2 separate regions of the Homo sapiens genome follow, and region 1 is linked to region 2. The links are chromatin contacts, found by Hi-C in ENCODE. All regions are on one chromosome and are shown on one strand. Each heading gives the region's core, a stretch centred on a gene start or an enhancer-like site at or near the end of the contact. The rest is flanking DNA. Distances are from core to core; before and after follow the strand shown. Region 1 holds the start of PAXX (PAXX non-homologous end joining factor). Region 2 holds the start of QSOX2 (quiescin sulfhydryl oxidase 2).

What was found. Hi-C counts contacts between places; a loop is a spot of excess contacts on that map. Pooled maps may share reads with other maps.
Region 1: a loop to region 2 is called in a pooled map, with 11 times the contacts of the local background. The contact joins the promoter of PAXX here to the promoter of QSOX2 in region 2. A Hi-C loop is called at or near these places in 6 of 50 pooled maps.

Annotation. Positions count from the first base shown.
Region 1 is chr9:136,990,198-136,993,974 of GRCh38, forward strand. It overlaps PAXX (PAXX non-homologous end joining factor), which reads left to right and starts at 2,225. Exons shown (of 7, transcript NM_183241.3): 1 at 2,225-2,365; 2 at 2,443-2,503; 3 at 2,728-2,777; 4 at 2,856-3,046; 5 at 3,146-3,214; 6 at 3,383-3,467; 7 at 3,569-3,777. The coding sequence starts at 2,247. The coding sequence ends at 3,608. RefSeq lists silencers at 40-334, 1,781-2,070, 2,081-2,460 and an enhancer at 2,418-2,960.
Region 2 is chr9:136,243,720-136,247,426 of GRCh38, forward strand. It overlaps QSOX2 (quiescin sulfhydryl oxidase 2), which reads right to left and starts at 2,093. Exons shown (of 12, transcript NM_181701.4): 1 at 1,757-2,093. The coding sequence starts at 2,084. RefSeq lists silencers at 1,621-2,030, 2,061-2,330.

The sequences.
Region 1 (3,777 bases), core at 975-3,474, 750 kb after region 2:
GGGCCATCCTTGATTGTTCTTTGTCTCCTCCTCCCTCCACCTCCAGTCCGAGCCCATGGTCCACCCCTCTCCTCTGCAGCCCCCGTCCTCTCTCCTCACAGCACAGAATACGGACTTCACACACATAAGTCAGACGTGCCACTTCCCATCCACCCCTGCTTAAACCTCCAACAGCCACCACCCCCCATTCATTCATTCACAATGTTTATTCAGTGTCTGTATGTGCCAGCCATTGTGTAAGCGCTGAAGAGACGGATACACTGGCAGGTAAAACAGACAGAAATCCCTGCCCTCATGGACCTCCTGGGGTGATGGACAATAAGCAGGGTAAATAAGTGTATTGGTGGTCACTTACTGCAGAGTGACAGGTTACCCCAAATGCAGCTGCTTAACCAGCAGGCATGCATTATCTCCCAGTGTCAGCCAGGCAGGACTCTGGGCCTTTGACACAAAGTTTCAGGAGGCTGTGGTCAAGCTGCCGGCCGATGATGTGGTCTCATGGGAAGGCTCAGCTGGGGCGTCAGCTTCCCGGTTCCCTTGCTGGCCATGGTCATCCCCTTAGGGCTGCCTCATGTCACACCCAGCAATTCAAGAGCAATTTTGTCCTATTCTAGTTGCCAGAAGCAAGTCATTAATAAAGTCCAGCCCAAGGGGAGGGGAGTGCAGAAAAGTCTAAACCCAGGAGGGTATAACAGGGAGCTAGCTGCCAGAATAAAGCAAGCCAAAGTGTACTTTCTACAGTGAGAAGTGTGAAAAATAGGGAAATGACAGGAGAGAGGGATGTGAGAGCTGGGCAGCATGCTGCAATGTCAGAACAACACCAGGGAAGGTCTCACTAAAGTGACTTTTGAGTAAAGACCTGAAGGAAGCATGTGAGTCTGGGGAAAGGATGTGCCAGGCAGAAACAGCAGCATGTGCAGAGGCCCAGGGGGCAGGAGCCAGGACTGGGAGTGAACTGGGAAGCAGGAGGAGGTGAGGCAGGCTTGCTGTGGGAGCACTCCGATATGGAAGCGTAGCTTACAGACCCACTGGCCCTCCCCACAGCACCATGCTGCCAACCTGGCCTTCTTGCCGAGCCTTGAACAGAACCATTATTTATGTGGCCAGGCCTCCGCCTGGGATCTCCCTGTCCCTGGTGGGAGCCATCCTCTTCCTCCTGCCCTCATAGCACCCGCTGCAGTTTCTCCTGGCGCTTGGCCCTGCCTGAGAGTGTGGTGTCTCTCCTATTGGATCCTAGAAGCTCCAGGGAGTCAGAGACCTTGTCTGTTGATCGATATCCAGGCCTAGGACAACAGGCACGTAGGAGGAGCTGGAGGAATACCATGCGCGGGACAGAGAGCGCAGAAGCCTTCTTCCCTGGAGATCGCTCTGTACTGTGACTTCTTTTTTTGTTTGTTTGAGACAGAGTCTCGCTCTGTTGCCCAGGCTGGAATGCAGTGGCGCGATCTCGGCTCACTGCAACCTCCACCTCCCTGGTTCAAGCAATTCCCCTGCCTCACAGGCGTGCGCCACCACACCTGGCTAATTTTTTTGTATTTTTAGTAGAGACGGGGTTTCACCATGTTGGCCAGACTGGTCTCGAACTCCTGACCTCAGGCAATCTGCCCGCCTCGGCCTCCCAAAGTGCTGGGATTACAGGCGTGAGTCACCTTGCCGGACCAACCGTAACTTCTTACGATTAGAGTTAGGAAGCTTCCGGTTTGTGTGTGAAGACGATGGAAGGGCGGGGCTCCAGGATGTATCCGCAGAGCCACGGAGGGAACCTGGACTCGGCTGGACTTGGAGCCGGGGCGGGGGCGGGAGGGGGCGAGGTTCGAGTGGGGCTGCTCGCGGGCGCGAGGGCCAGAGCCCGGGATCGCGCCGTGGAGCCCACGACCGGCGAGGCCAGCGCTGGGGGCAGGGCCTCTGGATCCCTGACCCAGGACGCCCTGCTCCGGCCCGCCCCGCGCACTAAACTCGGCCTCTAGTCGCCTGAAGCCCGCGCGGGTACCGGGTCCGCGCGGCCCGGCCTGTGCCTTTAGCCCCGCCCCGAATCCCCCCACCCTCATAACCCCGCCCCTAACCCCGCCTCCACACACAGACCCCGCCCCCAACCAGACTCCGCCCCGCGCAAGCTCCCTAAGCCCGCGACTGGCCTGCACCCGGCTCCGGAAGTCGTTCTTCCGCGCAGGAGCCCTGAGCCCGCACAGCCCCGCCCCTCCCGGCGCCCAAGCCCCGCCCCGCCGGGTTCCCGCTCGCCCGGCGCCATGGATCCGCTGTCGCCGCCGCTCTGCACGCTGCCGCCGGGCCCCGAGCCGCCCCGCTTCGTGTGCTACTGCGAAGGGGAGGAAAGCGGGGAGGGGGACCGCGGCGGCTTCAACCTCTAGTGAGTGGGGGTCCGCGGGGAGGTAGGGGTGCAGGGAGCTCCGCGGGCGGCCCCGCCTGACAGGCCTTCTCCCCCAGCGTGACCGACGCCGCGGAGCTTTGGAGCACCTGCTTCACGCCGGACAGCCTGGCGGCCCTCGTGGGTAACTGGGCGGGTCTGGGAGCCGCCACACCCCTCCTTGCAGTGCAGATCGTCTATGGGGCGACAGACATCTGGGATTCCCCAGAAGGCTCTGACACCCTCTGCCCGCCCTGTAGCTGTAGTCCTCCCATTGGCTAGGGCTCTGGGGTCGGGCAGGTTTCGGGTGCCCCCAGTGGGCCTCGGGTTCCAGGCAGCTCGTGACAAGCCCCTGTGCTCTCTAGAAAGCCCGTTTTGGCCTGAGTGCGGCTGAGGACATCACCCCCCGGTTCAGGTGAGACCCAAGCAGGGAGGAAGGACGGGTGGGGAGGAGGAGGGTCTGCCACAGCTCTCCGCACCTCTCCTCTCCCAGGGCAGCCTGTGAGCAGCAAGCTGTGGCTCTGACTCTGCAGGAGGACAGAGCATCCCTGACGCTTTCAGGGGGGCCCTCGGCACTGGCCTTTGACCTCTCCAAGGTACCAGGCCCAGAGGCAGCCCCCAGGCTGCGGGCGCTGACACTGGGCCTGGCAAAACGCGTGTGGAGCCTGGAGCGGCGACTGGCAGGTAGGATTGGGGGTGGGCACCTCATACCTTCACTGGGGTCCCCTGCTCTTGCCCCCACTCCTGGCACTGAGTGGGGTTCCCATGGGCTTTCCTCCCCAGCTGCAGAAGAGACAGCTGTCAGCCCGAGGAAGAGCCCCCGGCCTGCAGGGCCTCAGCTCTTCTTACCAGGTAAGGCATGTCCGCCTGTGACTCAAGTAGGGCTGTGCTCTTTAACCTGGAACTCAGTTTCCCCCCAAACAAGACTCACGCTCCAGAGAGAATGCCTATCTATTCGGAGAAGGTTGTGGTTGGGATGCTGCCAGGTTCAGGAGCTGCCCCTGTCCTGTTTTCCCCCAGACCCAGATCCCCAGAGAGGTGGCCCTGGACCTGGAGTCAGGAGGCGGTGTCCAGGAGAGTCGCTCATCAACCCCGGGTTCAAGAGGTACCCTCCCACAGCCCCCTTCCTGCGCCCAGGGTCCAATCCTGGACCCCACCCCTTTCTCCACACCATAGTGCCATAGTGACACCCCTCTTCCCTCCCAGTAAGAAACCAGCTGGTGGCGTGGACTTCGATGAGACCTGAAGGTGCAGCACAAGCGTGGCCCCGCGGGGAGTCCGCCTATGAGGGGAGAGGCAGTCTTTGAGGCCCCCATCAGAGACCCCCCGCCACCACCTCCACCTGCCTGTCCTGGGCCAGGACTAACACGGCTCCTCAAATTCCTTCCCTGTCAAATAAACAGCTCCCTTGGTTG
Region 2 (3,707 bases), core at 843-3,342:
CAACAGGACCCTCTGCCTGGGCTCCCTGAAGCCCTCTCCCTGCTGCCTGGTCAGGTCACCGCTGTCTTTCACTTTCAGCCATATCCTCCTCCAGTCTCAGTCTCAGGCACAAGCCTGTTCTTCCTGTCGTGACTGGGAAGACAGTCAGCCTCACTAAAGGAGGCTTACTGAGTTGAGTTCATCACACCACTGGGTATGGACGTTACTGTGTGGCTCTCAGGAGGGGCCTTCCTTCTGAGCTCCAGGGACAGTTCTCAAGGCTGCCTATGTGCTGCTTCGGTTACAGAATTTGCAATATTTGAATCTGGTACGATCTTTAGACTTCAGCGACTCAACTGAAAAAAAAAAATCAAAACCAAAACCCACAAAAAAAGTGACCAAGTCCTGCCAGGGCCACCTGCATTTTAATGAACATATCTGTTTCTGCCACTGAATAACACACAAGAACTGAAGGGTTCCCTACGTGATTGAATTACTTGTTTGTTTTCCTAAAAGCAGTGTCTAAAAACCCCACTGAACAGTTTTTCTGTCCATCTCTTCCAGTCTCTGACCTCAGTTCTGAGTCAGGTCAACAGGGACATAAGAAAACATGAGATCAAAGAGGAGGAATCCATTAGAATCAAAAGGCCCCAGCTCTCTAAGAGGAGAATGCATTTTAAAGATAACCATTTACAGTAACATACAAAAGCCCTACTTAGACTTGAAAAAAAGTTTCTTTACAAATCTGTTTGCGATGAGAAAAATACAGCAGGATTGGGTGTAAGGCATAAAAACAAAGGTGCAGGAAGAAAGAGTAGCAATTTGTTACAGATCTTGCCCACTGAAACATGTAATTTGAGGTTAGCACAACACAGGAAGTCCTGCCAAACCTCACTGGGTCGGGAGGACCTCCTACTTCAGTGATTTAAATACCATTTTAAGGGAAGGGTGTTGTGAATGCCCCCTCCCACGCCAACTCTAACCTGTAGAGCAGGCGAGTAACTTCGTGACTGGTTAACAACGTGCGACCAGATGAAAGCACTAAACAATAAAGTGCGGAACACTACCAGCAGTTTGGTGAAAGATTTCTCAAAGGCTGTGCATCTGTGATCAAGGAGCCCACCAATGAAATTCTTTGTAGAGTTAAAAAAATTGCTTTATAGGTTGTTTTGGGGTATTATAGAGAAGTCTCCAGAGTATTTGGACTTCTAAGTTGTGGGTTCACTTTGAGCACCCACTATATGGCCAGCGATCCGAACCAGAAAGTTAATGATGAAGGTTCAAAGGGAATGGGGTGGCTACGAGTGTGGAATAGGAATGAGGGATCCTCAGAGAACAGGAATTCTGGGCACTGGGGATGGGGTGTGTGGACGCTAGGAAACAGGTAGGGTAGGAGGCCTGGAAGGTCAATGAAGTTCTTGGGGCTCAAAACATAGGTATTTTGAGAGCTGGGATACGGGAGGGCTTCCCTATCCCCAAGCGTGCGGTGAGGGCTGCGGGAGAATGGTTTCATTTTGACTTCAGACAGCCCAACTCGTCAGGATCTAACGGGGATTAACTGGGAGAGACATGGGGAGCAGCTGGCTTAGTCTCCCGCCCCTGGAAAGGCCAGGGTTGGTCCGAGTCGGGTGCCTCTGTGGGGCAGGGACTGGCTCTGCGGTAAGGAAAGAAATACGGGGGAGGGGCCCCGGGACCCGCCTTCTGGGGCGGTCGCAAGGGGTCCCGGAAGGCCGCGGTCCCGGGGGTCGGGGGGTCCCCGCGCGGGGGCGCGCCTCACCTCGCACATCCCCAGCCAGGGCCCGCCAAGTGGGCGCGTAGCCGATGCAGTGGCCACACCACGACGAGTAGAACTGCACGAGCCACGCGGCCGAGCTGTTGGCGGTGGCCCCGCGCACGCTGCCGCTGTCCAGCACCCACACGGCGTCCTCGCCCGCGCGGTACAGCCGCGCCGCACCGCCCGCGCCCGGCCCCACCGCCGCCGCCGCTAGCAGCACTAGCAGCCGCGGCAGCCGTGCGGCCCGCGGCGGGGGCGAGCGCCGGGCTCTCAGCGCAGGTCCCGCTCCGATTCCCGGGCTGCGCGCCACCGCCGCCCCGGCCGCCGCCATGTTGGAAGTGCCGCCGGCGCGCTGAACTTTCACCCTGGCAACCACCGTCACGTGCGCCGGCGCGCCCGGCCCCGCCCCCGCGCGCCCAGTTCTGTTCCGCCCCGCCCCCTCACGTCTGACCCCGCCCTCTCTCCCCGCCCCCGCCCCCGCCCATGCGTGGCAGCCCCGCCCCCAAGAGTCTGATGACGCCATCTCCCCGCCCAGGCGCGGCAGGCTCCGCCCAGGCCCCGCCCCACCCCGCCGCGCGTTCCCCAAACCCCTTCCCTGAACAGGGCCAGGTGGCCACATTTAGCAAATGGAAGTGCACGACGCCAGGTTCAACGTGAATTTCAGACAAACAGTGAGTCGGTTTTTCAGCCTAGGTCTGTGCCATGCCTGAAATACAAATTTAACAAGACATTCTTAGACGTAAAAAACTATTCCGGGGTTCTTTTACTTGGCAACCCCACCTGGGGCTTCAGAGGGTCTGCAAGCCAGCCTCGACTTTTTAATATGATATTGGAACGCTTAGAAAATGCAGCAAAACATCCACTCAAAGTCAGATGTGTTGTGTGCTACCTTTTAGGATGTTCCAGTCGAATGCAGCTTCACGGTTTGGAAATGAAATCATATGACTTTTTTGCTTCATTGAACAGGATACCTGATTTTTTTTTTTGTTCCTATTCCTAATTTTTACACATGTCAAGATTTTCTCTGAACTGTGTGACCAAAACAAAACAAGGGAGTGGGCGAGCCTGGGCAACATAGCGAGAGCCCATCTCTTAAAAAAAAGAAAAAAGCCGGGCATGGTGGTGCACACCTGTAGTCCCAGCTACTTGAGGGGCTAAGGTGGAGGATGGCTTGAGCCTGGGAGCTTGAGGCTGCAGTGAGCCGTGACTCTGCCACTGCACTCCAGCCTGGATGACAGAGCGAGACCTTGTCTCAAAATAAATAGATAACTGTATTGTGGGGTTCTGTGTAAGATTTTGTTTAAAAGGTTTTGCTGCTAACAATGGTTAACCCCAGATGAGAGGATTCTCCCCAGAGGGCCCCTGGCCAAGGCGTCTGCTCCCTTTTCCTCACGTCCTGCGTCTCCCTGTTCATGTTTCCTTCCATCACCCACGTTTCCTGGCTTCTGCTCTGTGCCAAGCCCTGGAGACAAATCAAGAACAAAACCGAGCCCCCAGTGTCCCTGGCCTGCATTTGGGCAGACCCCAAACAAACCAACGCGTAAAGCAGCCACCGCGTGCTATGAAAAGCAATGAAGCCGGACACGGAAGCAGGTGCCAGCAGGGCTGCCGTACAGAGGAGGGTGGGGAGGTCTTTGAGAAGGTGACCCGAATGGAGAAGGAGGTGAGGGAGGAGGCACACATGCAAAGGCCCTGGGGCAGAAGGGTGCTGAGCACGCTGGAGGAACAGCAAGGAGCCGGACCTGGTGGGAGCGGAGCAAGCTGGGGGAAGCGTGGGAGGGAAGAAAAGCTGAGAGCCCGAGCGAGACCCAGGGGGCCTCACAACCTGGGCCGCAGACTCAGACTTTGATGCTGAATGGGGGGGTGGCCACGGAAGGATCGGTGCAAGGATGCAGCTCTGCCCTTCTAGTTGCAGAGTAGGAGGGGCAGGAGGGGAAGCAGGGGACCTGGGAGG